4 separate regions of the Homo sapiens genome follow, and regions 1, 2 and 4 are each linked to region 3. The links are chromatin contacts, found by Hi-C or POLR2A ChIA-PET in ENCODE. All regions are on one chromosome and are shown on one strand. Each heading gives the region's core, a stretch centred on a gene start or an enhancer-like site at or near the end of the contact. The rest is flanking DNA. Distances are from core to core; before and after follow the strand shown. Region 1 holds the start of HPS4 (HPS4 biogenesis of lysosomal organelles complex 3 subunit 2). Region 2 holds the start of ASPHD2 (aspartate beta-hydroxylase domain containing 2). Region 3 holds the start of GRK3 (G protein-coupled receptor kinase 3). Region 4 overlaps SEZ6L (seizure related 6 homolog like).

Region 1 (2,700 bases), core at 196-2,695, 920 kb before region 3:
TGATTGCACCACACTTGGGTGTTGGGAGAAGCAAGGAGCTCCTGGGGAATACTGAAGCAGTTGAGGAGATCGTGACAGTGTCAAGGGATATGAAAAATGCCTTGAGTTTTCCAAACCCCTAGGCACATTCACTCTCACTGGCATCCTCTGAGAGCTTAAAAATAATCGCAGGTGCTTTTTATTCAGGCTGAGCCAAATGGTCAGCAACTTTCTCTTCAGAGGTAAACTCTGGGACATTACTGCCTCTTGACCCTAATTCTAGGGGAGAGGAGCACACAAAATTAATCTAATTTCTCCCCTTGTGACGGCCCTTCGGATGCTGATCTTAAGTGCTAACTAAAGCTGTTATTTATTGAGCCTAAACAAAACTGCGAATAAAGATAATAATACTAAATAACAATAATAAGTAACATTTATTGAGTGTTTCCTCTGTATTAGGCACTCTCTATGTACTTTCTAAGGTACAGAGCAAGGTATGTGAGAATCTGGGCTGGGATAAGCAACAAGCATAATGGAAAGCTGGAAGCACTGGTTTTTGTCACAAAGACCTGGGTTTGAAATCTGGTTCCACACATTTTCTTTGTCTCTTTGAGAATCAGTGAGCTACCAGGGTCCTAGTATGCCTGCAATGTTTAACATAAAGTGTGTAGAATGATTAAGCTAATGTCAGGCACATAGCAGCTGCCTGATGATAGCAGTCACGTGTTCATGTTGCTTCCCTCGTGTCACCACCACCAATAATATCAACATCGGCATAATATTAATAGCAAACACTGGCACAGTGCTTACCACGTGCCAGAAAATGGTTTCCGTTTACTAATTCATTGAATCCTCAAAACAAACCTACGTATGTACTATTTTCATCCCCATCTCACAGATGAGAAAACTGAGGCACAGAGATTATAAATTGTCCAAGGTCACGCAGCTGTAACCGTAATAAAAGGAAAGACGACCTTTAACTGAGCGCTTACTATAATCCACATCTTTAATGAGCTCGTTACCTACGTTAACTCTTCACAATAACTCCTTAAAGGGTGTGCATTATATCTCCACTCTACAGATGGGGAGACTGTGGCTCAGAATTGCCCATGGGCGCAAAGATTCCATCAGGGCCGAGCCTGCACTCACTCAGCCTCCCAGATGCGACGAAGCACGACTCCGCTGTCAGACTCGAACTCCGCCTCGGGGCCCCGGGGCGCCGCCTCTCTCCCCCGGGGCGCCGCCTCTCTCCCCCGGGGCGCCGCCTCCCTCCGCCGCGGCCGTCGAGCCGCGGAGCGCCTCTTCCGCGGAGCCGCCGCCTGCCAGGATTCCAGCGCCGCAGCTGCGGCCGCAGCCATTGGTCTCTGACGTCAGCGGCGTGCGGCGCACTCGGCACGTCATCGCCGCGCGCCGGCTTGCCAGGAGCTGGAGGGGGAGGTAGGCGGGGCGGCGCGTGACCTAAGGCCTCTCTGCCGCGCGCGCAGGTACGGGGCAGAAGTCGCAGGTACCCAGCTGCTGCCCACATTTCTGGTCCAGAGTCCCGAACCCCGAGCACTGGGATGCCTGGCTACTCCGGTGGGTGGGCGGCGCTCGGAGCGCGGGGATACCGAGGGGCGGGCCCCCAGCTTAGAGCGTGACCCGACCCCGCCTAATCCTTAGGCGTTCGCCCACCATTTCCCAGTCCCGTAGAGCTGGGGCCAGACACCGCACAGCCCTAGTGCTGTTACCAGTCGCTGCCTGCGCCCCGGGGGCTGCGCCCAGCAGCTTCCTGGCCCTTTTCCAGCCATTAGCGTCCGTTTTCCAGCCCTGCTGCCCCACTGAGGCCCCTTCCCACAGCAGTATCACCAGCCCCAGCCCCGCGTTGTTACTATTACTTCCCAGGCTACCAGATCCTTTTCTGCTCATGTTCCGACGTCTCTTCCTACTCCAGGGCCATTATTGGTCTCTTCTGGACCTTTCAGAGATAAGAGAGGACCTCGGTAGTGTAGGGCCCAGTCCTCTGGGAACAAGGGATGGGGAGTTTTAGGCTGCTGTCCTTGGTTCCAGTAACAGAGATACCCCCTCCACAGGCACCCAAATATGCTCCATAGAATACAATGAGTGTGGTCCTGTGGAGGCCCAATCCAAAATATCTAGAGCTGAGAAGAGATAGAGATTTTACAGGCCGTCAAATATTCAATGGGGGTCGTCTCTAGAGACTTTTAACAAACTGTATTGTGTACCCACAGATTGCAGAATGGTGAGCAAACATTTGAGACCATGTTGCTAAAGCATTAAGCTTGGAGAAAGTGACAGTAAGAATTAGACAATAGTTTTGAAGTGACCAAGAGGTTGTCACATGGAAGAATTAGACCTTGTTTTGTGTTTTCCTGCAGAGCGTTATCCAGACTAGCGAGTGGGAGGCAGATGTAAAATCTGGAACGCAGATTTTAGTTTGTTGGAAGGAGAAATGTAACATAGTGAACCACGCATCTCTGGAGGGTGTAAAGCAGAGACAGCCAAGGTAATTTTTGGAAAAGAGTGCAGGAGAGTAGAGTAAACGATGCCAGGGTTCCTTCCGACTCTGAAATTCCGTGATACACTGAGCTGTCTTTCTCTTGTGGAAGTTTGAAAGCCATTTGATAAAGTTCTCTTCATTTTTTAGAAATTTGCCCTGCTCTGGAATTCTGCATGTTCAGGTTACTTTTGGACTGTCAAGATGACAGTTCCTTAATTTGGGTT
Region 2 (2,700 bases), core at 149-2,648, 860 kb before region 3:
GACTGGCAGTTTATTAAGCACTGCTTCAAACATTTGATCCTCACAGCTACCTAGTGACAACTCCCCATCTACCCAGTGGGGAGAGGAGAGACTCTCTCCCCCGACAGCTCCTTGCCCAGTGACCACAGTAGCTTCCAGCTTCCTTCGCACATCTGTTCATTGTCATCTGTGTTATTTCTGTCCTCATCAGGGATGGGGACATCTCATTGCAGCTCTGCACTTTAATAATAAGCAACCCCAGATCTTCCAGCTCAGTTGGCTCTGGGGAATTGAGTCCAAATCCATGGCCAGTTGGAGAGCAAGTCCAATCCAAGACAACTTCTCACACCATGAACACCTGGGAGAGCCGGTGTCAGGCCTGACCTGGTCAGCCTAGTTCAGATGTCCATTCCCAGAGGCTGCCTAATGCCAAAGAGTGTCTGCTCACCCTCAGGATGAGGCCAAGTCACCCTGGAAGCCCCCCAGTGAGCAGCACTGGGCAAGGTGTGTGATGCCTGTCACCCTCTCCACTCAGGAGCCAGAGAGATGCCGTGGGGCCAGCCCTTCCCGGTGCAGACCTGGGGACCTTCCCTCTCTTGGCCAGCTTCTCAGCACCCACCTGCCCTGGAGAGTGGGAAAGAGGGGAGGGCTGAAGATGGGTTAGCACAGATGGTGACCACCAGGAGGTCAGGGGAGGAGGGGGATGGGACGATGGAAAGGTGAGTGTTGCCCGGAAAAGTGGACGATCAGCTCAAGATTGTGGAAGGAGGTTTATGGCGCCTCATAATTCGTGGGACAGGGGAGGAGGGTCACCACGTGAAATATGGGAAGTGGGTGATGCTGAGGGCTGGGGGAGGGGACAGGAGGTGAGGAAAGAGGGGTCACAGGGGAGAAGGGAGATGGAGGAAGGGACCACGATGGGGCAGGGAAGAGGAGTAGGAGGAGGTCTAGGGAGGGTGATGCCCGGCTCCGAGGCGGCGGCGCTTAGCACGTACGAGCACTGGCCTCGGCCGGGCCGGGATGCGGGCGCCCGGGTCCCGGAGCATCCTCGGCGGGGGCGGCGGCGGCGGCGGCGCCGGTAAGGGAGGGCCGTGGGCCTGCAGCTGCCGGGCTCCCGCCTCCAACCCCTGTCCTGGGGTCGGCCCAGCCGCGCCGCCCTCCCGCCCCGGCAGCCCCCGGAGACGAAGCTTACCTGCGCCCGGGCGCGCGGACGGCTGCCGGGACCCAGGAGACGCCGCCGCCCGAGGGCGCGGACCCGCGGACGGCCCCTGCCCGGCGCCGCGGAGCCGCCGCCTGGCTGCTGCCCAGCCCACGCCGCGGGAGCCCGAGCCGGAGCCCGAGCCCGAGCCTAAGCCGCGCCGGTGCCCCTGCCGGTGCCGACGCCGCGCTGCGCTCCGCGGGGCCGCGAAGACCACAACTCCCACAATGCCGCGCGCGCTGGGCCGCCGGGGGAGGGGGTACGGGGGGGCGGGGCCTGCGGGGCGGGGCCGGGGACCCCCCTGCACCCGGCACCTGCGCTCGCAGTGCGGGAGGCGACCCGAGGCCGCGCCCGCCGCCGCTCCGGAGGGTCCTGGCAGTGCGCCCCGAGACGCAGCGCCCGCCCAGCCCGAGGTTGCGCGCAGGCGGCGACGGGCGTGCAGTCATTCATTAAGAAAGGCTCGCGTCGCTTCCTTCGCTCTTTCGTTTTTCGCTCTGTGTCTTTCTCAGTTCTCCCTCCCTCTGTCTCTCTGTTCCTCTCTGAGTCGCCCTCGTCTCCATTTCCTCCTTTTCATTCTCTTTCACTTCCCCCCCACCTCACTTCCTCTCGCCCTAACGCCTTCTTTCCTTTATTGATGGACTCAACACGGACTTCTGAGGCCCTCAGGCACTTGGAATGGAACCGCAAATCAAACCAGATTCTTAGTCTCATGGAAAACTCATTCGCTCAGTACAGTAATGATGGGCCAGCCTGGGTCCCCGTCCCTGCCAGCTGCGCTGAGCGTGCGCGGTGAGCGCTCAGGCCCGCCCTGCCCTCAGTGAGCCACCGTCTAGCGGGAGGGGACCCTCACCCCCGGGTAGGGTTTAGGAGGGGAAGTACAGGCAGGACGGTTGTCTGACCAGGGGACTGATGAGCTGCGAATGGAGGCCCCAAGGAGGCTGCTTGGAGGAGGTGACGTTTGAGCTAAGACCTGGGGGAGACTAACAGTGGCTACGGGATGTGTTAGGGGCGCCAGGGAAACTGCATGGGTGGGTTCTGGGAGCATAGAGTAGGATGGCCCGCCCACAATCCATCTGTCTCTGTCCCAGACCCACCTCTCTTGTGTCCCAGAATTTATCTCTAACATGGCCCAGAAGCCACCTCATGTCTGTCCCAGAATCCATTTCTCATCCCTATTCCAGAAGCCACCTTCACCCTGTTCCAGAACGTACCTCCTTCCTGTTCCAGAACCCACCTCCCTCCCTGTCCCAGGACCCACCTCCACCCTGTGCCAGAACTCACCTCCTTCCTGTTACAGAACCCACCTCCTCCCTCTTCCAGAACCCACCTCCTCCCTCTTCCAGAGCCCACCTCCTCCCTCTTCCAGAACCTACCTTCTTTCTGTCCCAGGACCCACTTCCACCCTGTCCCAGGACCCACCTCCTCCCTGTCCCAGGACCCACCTCCACCCTGTCCCAGAGCCCACCTCCTCCCTATTCCAGAAGCCACCTTCACCCTGTTCCAGAACATACCTCCTTCCTGTT
Region 3 (2,700 bases), core at 184-2,683:
TACGTTATTTAAAACTCACTATTAACCAGACAAACTATTTTTTCTGGGGAAGTGCTAATGATATGAACTAGAAAAAATTTTACTAGTACCTTAATAATAAATCATTTGAGAGAAAATTGCAACTTGGTATGCACCTCACCGAGCCCCTCGCCAATTCAATCGGGCCCTCCTTTGATAATTTAACAACAAATTCCTGTCTGGAATCACCCATTCAAGTGTCTTTTTAAGTGACTCCTGTTTCAATTTTTTAATAAAGTGCCACCAGTAGATCTACAAGTTGAGGAAAGCAGCTCAGGTGACACACTTGGCACCAAAAAGAATACTGAGTGGGTCAAAATCCTGCCCGGGGACAAAATAGAAGAGAAGCCGAAGAAGGTGACTAGACTTAATAGACTTCAAGAAGAGCAAGTACTGAAAACAGCAGTTTAACTACCTCGGACAATAAGCAACAAGCCTGCAGTCCCCAGGTAAGCGGCCCAGAGGGAGGTGAGAGGATGGAGTTGGAAAGGGGGACCAATGAGCCCGGGAAGAAGGAGCGACCAGGATGGAGCGCAAAGCAGTGACAGGCAAGGAGCCAACGGGGACTACACCAATGCAACAGGAAGAACCACGGGGATGGGACAGGGCAGGACAGGACAGGGCTGGGGGGAGGGGGCGACAGGGATGGAGCTGGTCCAGCCAAGTCATAACCAGACCCTGGCTGGGGCGCTCGCTGCGCGCAGGGCGCCGCGCCGGGCACTTTGGAGCGCTCTCTCCCGGGGTGCCCCCCACCGGCCCTCCGATGCCCCATTTCAGAGACTGGAACGACGAGGCCGGCCCCGCATCGCCCGCTCCGCTGTGTCACCCGCCCCGGGGCAGCGGAGGCTCAGCGCCCGACCCTCCAGGAAGCAGGGGGTAGCTGGCGGCCGCAGGGGGCGGCGGCTTGGGGCCGGCGCCGGCCGGGGCAGCTGGTACCTGGGCTCCGGCAGGACGATCCTCTTGCTGGCGCGGGCGGCCGGGGTCGCCTTGCTCTTCTCCATGGCCATCAGGTAACTGACATCGGCCAGCACAGCCTCCAGGTCCGCCATGTTGGCGAGCTTTGGCGGCGGCGGCGGCGGTTACTCCGGACCTGGACGGGACGCGCGCCCGCCGCCGCCGCCCGCCGCGCCCCGACCTGGGGGGGCCGCCCCGGGGCAGCCCCCCCCTCCGCGCGCCCCCGCCCCGCGCGCGCGCCGCGCGCCCCACTAGCGCTCTGCGCGCGCCGCAGGCTGTAGCCGGCCGGGGTCGCAGCACGCCTCCCCGCTCCGCCCCCTCGCGCGCCGCCCGGCGCCCCGCGCACGCGCGCCGCCCCCTGCTCCTTCAGCGAGGGTCTGCGGGGAGCGCGCGTCCAACGGTCAGCGCCCCTCAGTGCACAGTCCCAGCGGCCTCGCTGGGCCGGCGCCTCCCGACCAAGTCTCTACGGTCGCCCTCCCCTCGGGGTGGCCACGAGGGACTCCTCCTCCTCTTCCTCCTCCCCTCCCTCCCCCTCGGTCTCCGCCTCCTCCTTCTCCTCCTCCTTCACTGCCCCGACCTCCCGCCCCAGGTTCCACGCGCTCTGATGCCCGCCCCGCTCACCCAGAGAAGCCCTGGGCCAGACGTCCACAACCCAAGGGGTTATGGGGAGGCCTCTGCTCCCTGGACACAGTAGTTCTCAAACTGGACAGTGTCAATCAGCATCCTCCGGGAGGTCTGGGGTGGCCCCGGAAATACATGTGTCCCACCTATCCCAGCAGGTAATGATGAAACTCCTGCTCTGGTCCGGGCTACCGGTGAACAGCGCCCAGCGGGCCGGGCCCCCAACCTCGCTCCTGAGCCTGAACATCCCCCCAACCCCACCGTGAGAATTCAGCGAAGAGTAAAAGCTGGAAAAAGTTGCGTGTCTTAGGCTAAGCAGAACAAAGTGGGGTGACGGCTCCCCGGCTAGGAACAGAGATGCCCTTAGGGAGCCCTCTGATGGAAGAGCTCTCCGCTTAAGAAGGTCACCACTCCCTTACACTCAGGTGAGAGGTTTTAGTTTGGGTGTTGAAATGGTGTTGAGAAATAGAAGGAGAGAGAGTATTCCTGTCGTTAGGGTTTTACGGTCAATACAAGAGACAATTAGGGAGCATCTGCTGCGAGCACACTCGCACCACGAGGGTGATTTAGGGAAGTGGAAAAGCGAGATACAGCCCAAACACCGAAGCTGGGGGGAATTTCCAGCTTCCTGATCTTCGGTCTCGGTGTCTTTCATCATCACTCCACCCCGATGCCTGGGGTTTTCAGTTGCTTATTTTTCTACAGTGTGCACACAAGTCCGCATTCAGGATCCATGTGACACTCAGGCTGGAGTGGTGGTAAGGGACACGCAGGCAGTCTTAGGAAGACCTAAGCTGGAAATTAATGTTTTAAAATCCCTTTCATTCACCTGAATTGGTCACGTATTTCCATGAGCCTAGACGTTGCTAGAATTTGAGTGAACGTTCTGTCCATAACTTACAGGGTTAACGGGACCCACCAGATACAGTTAAGGTCAAATTTCAGATATTTCATGTAATGTCATTGCAGAAGCAGCCTGATTCTGTCATCAAATAGCCTGTTTCCCTCTTTTGTTTTCTCTCCCACGCCACAGCCCCCCTCAATCTGATTCCCTGCTATGCCTGCCATCACCACTGGCCAGTTTTACCACATGCTTCTCAAGACCCA
Region 4 (2,700 bases), core at 41-2,540, 730 kb before region 3:
TATATCTTATCCTCTTTTCTCTTTGATGAACTCCTACTCATTCACCAAAGCCCCATTAAAATTGCCCTCCTCTATGAGACCTTCCCTGATTGCCAAGGAGTTTGCCTGTTCCTTTGCTGCGATTCTACAACAACCTCTAAAACACCAATTAGAGTCCCTACTAAATGGCATCCTACGTATTTCTCTTTTAGGGCAGGCATTGCATCAGTTTTTTACATCAACATATTCTCCTGTGTCAACAGCTTTGCCTGGTGCATTCTAATTGCTCAATGAATGAACTCTACTGTGCCTGGTAAAAGGCTCCACACAGTACTGGACACATACTGGGTCCAATACTCTTCATGACATGGAGGAAAGGGTTCTTAAGCACTATAATAATCTGGACTGCAGGTTTTCTCCAGTTTATTTTAATTCCATGAACAATTATTAAGGACCTACAATGTGCCACACACTTGTGCAAAGCTCTGGGGACTGCAAAGACTACAGGTTCTACTGCTGAGGGGCTTACCTTTTGTCTCTCTTATACAAGTAAAACAAAAACAAAAACAAAAAACCTTCCTAAGGTAAGGTCATACACCTGCCCCAGCTCAGAAACTTTTGATGGCTCTTTATTTCCCATGAGAAAAAGGAACACATTCAGGGTGATTAGCATACTGAAGATAATGGATAACATGCACTGCATGGTCGCGATTTCTGCTGGGCTCTGACCAAATGATTTCTCTCTCTCTCCTCCCTCTCTCTCTGCTGGGCTGTGGCCAAATGATCTCTGCATTGTCATATTTACTGCTCCCCCAAACTTTACAAAGCAGTAACATTATTCCTATTTTATTGATCGGGAAACTGAGGCTCAGAGAGGTGAAGTTCCTTGTTCAAAGTCACGCAGTTTTAACTGGAAGAGGTAGGACTTAAAACCCAGATGTTTGAGCATTATGCCACCCTGCTTTTCCTTTCTTACTGTATGGGCAAAAGTTTAAGAATAAAATGTCCTAATAACCAGAAAATGAAGGAAAGCAAGCAAGCAAGCAAGAAAGAAAGAAAGAAAGAAAGAAAGAGAAAGAGAAAGAAGCAAGAAAGCAGGAAGCAAGCAAGCAAGCAAGAAAGAAAGAAAGAAAGAGAAAGAGAAAGAAGCAAGAAAGCAGGAAGCAAGCAAGCAAGCAAGAAAGAAAGAGAAAGAGAAATAAGGAAGCAAGCAAGCAAGAAAGAATCAAATGAATCAGGTGGAGCTTCCGTGTGTGTGTGTGTGTGTGTGTGTGTGTGTGTGTGTTTATGCACGTGCATGCGTGTGTGTATGTGTGTGTGAGATAAGCAGAGTATCAAGGGATTTTCCTTCTGGGAAATACCTCAGAATTTGTCAGCATGTTCCCTCTATCCCCACAAGCTATTTTAGCAAAGCATTGAGTTAAGAACTCCTACTCATTCGCCAAAACCCAGCTAAAGTTGGCCTGGTTGGGCAAAGACAGAACCAAACTAGTTAGCATAACAGTAAGCCTGACTCAGACAATCCTCCTGAGACTTCCTGCTAGACGAGGCAGCCTCTGTGAGGTACTCTCCTGGGGTTACCTGGAGCTCCACCCCATAGCCAGTGTAGACTGTCACGTTGTATGTGCACTCCAGAAAGTTGTTGAGGGGCAGCAGTGGGTAGTCGCTGGAGTCAATGTACCCCTCAGGATTGGAGAAGCTCACACTGCAGAGAGCTGGAAGGAAGGACTTTAATTAGGACACCAAAGACAACTTGGATGTAAGCTCAACCATGGGCTGTGGGGTGGAATGGGGGCTTTAGGGGAACCTGCATTTTGCTGTTCCCATCTGTCCTTCTGCTGTTAATTCCTCAGCTCCAGAATTGACATGATAATAAAAATAGCAATAATTGACACAGAATGATCACTTACTATATCCTGCTAGGCACCATTTTAGCTAGTCAACAGGGGTGACCCCACTTATTCTCATAGGGACTGATAATATTTCATCCCCAGTTTAGAGGGAAGTAAACAAAAGCTCAGAGAGGGGCCGAGCTCAAACAGCAAGCAGGATTTGGACCCAGAGCTCACGTGCTTTGAAGGGTGGCCACATTGCACTTGTCCAAAATCCATGTATGCTTGACAATTGGGGGTCCTTCTCCCATTTTAAAGATGGTAGAGAAGACTGGAACACAGAAGAGCATTTTATCAAGTCTAGAAAATACATGTAATGCTAAAAGCAAATGTGCTTTGAAAAGGCTAGTGGCTTTGAAGCAGGTTAAATGAAGAATTCCGTTCCAAGATGAAAAGGTTTTGAATCTTGCTCATTAGCTGTGTGACCTTTGGCAGGTTGCTTGGGGGTCTCAGGGTTTCAGTTGTCTCATCTTTAAAATGGGGATGTTGGCTGAGTGTCCTGGCTCATGCCTGTAATCCCAGTGCTTTGGGAGGCTGAGGTGGGAGGATTGCTTGAGCCCAGGAGTTCCCCAGCCTGGACAATAAGCAAGACCCCCTTTCTACAAAAAACAAAAAAATTAGCTGGACATCATAGTGCATGCTTGTAGTCCCAGCTACTCAAGAGGCTGAGGCAAGAGGATCACTTGAGCACAGGAGTTTGAGGCTGCAGTGAGCTATGATCGTGCCATGGCACTCCAGCCTGGGCGAAAGATCAAGACCCCTTTGCTAAAACAACCCCCCAAAACAACAAACAAATGAAATGAGGCTATTAATTCTGAGCCACAGGGCG

Evidence for each region. Hi-C counts contacts between places; a loop is a spot of excess contacts on that map. ChIA-PET counts read pairs that join two places held with the same protein, here RNA polymerase II (POLR2A). Pooled maps may share reads with other maps.
Region 1: a loop to region 3 is called in a pooled map, with 4 times the contacts of the local background. The contact joins the promoter of HPS4 here to the promoter of GRK3 in region 3. A Hi-C loop is called at or near these places in 6 of 50 pooled maps.
Region 2: a loop to region 3 is called in a map with no recorded cell type, with 11 times the contacts of the local background. The contact joins the promoter of ASPHD2 here to the promoter of GRK3 in region 3. A Hi-C loop is called at or near these places in 5 of 37 single-sample maps with no recorded cell type and 6 of 50 pooled maps.
Region 4: a pooled map shows a loop between it and region 3 (10-fold over the local background). The contact joins the enhancer-like site here to the promoter of GRK3 in region 3. A Hi-C loop is called at or near these places in 4 of 50 pooled maps. POLR2A ChIA-PET finds 5 or more read pairs at or near these places in 2 of 52 experiments (GM12878 and activated B cell).

What each region holds. Positions count from the first base shown.
Region 1 is chr22:26,482,528-26,485,227 of GRCh38, reverse strand. It overlaps HPS4 (HPS4 biogenesis of lysosomal organelles complex 3 subunit 2), which reads left to right and starts at 1,445. Exons shown (of 14, transcript NM_022081.6): 1 at 1,445-1,554. It overlaps SRRD (SRR1 domain containing), which reads right to left and starts at 1,351. Exons shown (of 7, transcript NM_001013694.3): 1 at 1,129-1,351. The coding sequence starts at 1,337. RefSeq lists a silencer at 1,168-1,257 and an enhancer at 1,278-1,397.
Region 2 is chr22:26,427,958-26,430,657 of GRCh38, reverse strand. It overlaps ASPHD2 (aspartate beta-hydroxylase domain containing 2), which reads right to left and starts at 1,398. Exons shown (of 4, transcript NM_020437.5): 1 at 1,172-1,398. RefSeq lists silencers at 1,248-1,307, 1,428-1,557.
Region 3 is chr22:25,563,408-25,566,107 of GRCh38, reverse strand. It overlaps GRK3 (G protein-coupled receptor kinase 3), which reads right to left and starts at 1,433. Exons shown (of 21, transcript NM_005160.4): 1 at 955-1,433. The coding sequence starts at 1,067. It overlaps GRK3-AS1 (GRK3 antisense RNA 1), which reads left to right and starts at 692. Exons shown (of 4, transcript NR_183564.1): 1 at 692-1,028; 2 at 1,749-2,018; 3 at 2,627-2,700. RefSeq lists an enhancer at 221-736 and silencers at 848-1,097, 1,408-1,507.
Region 4 is chr22:26,293,286-26,295,985 of GRCh38, reverse strand. SEZ6L (seizure related 6 homolog like) reads right to left here. Exons shown (of 17, transcript NM_021115.5): 3 at 1,561-1,694. Among named protein-coding and RNA genes, the nearest start is that of SEZ6L-AS1, 48 kb to the right of the region's middle. Within about 2 kb of position 1,290, at least 3 of the 41 ENCODE cell types and tissues checked have a DNase peak (open chromatin) inside an H3K27ac peak, as active enhancers do.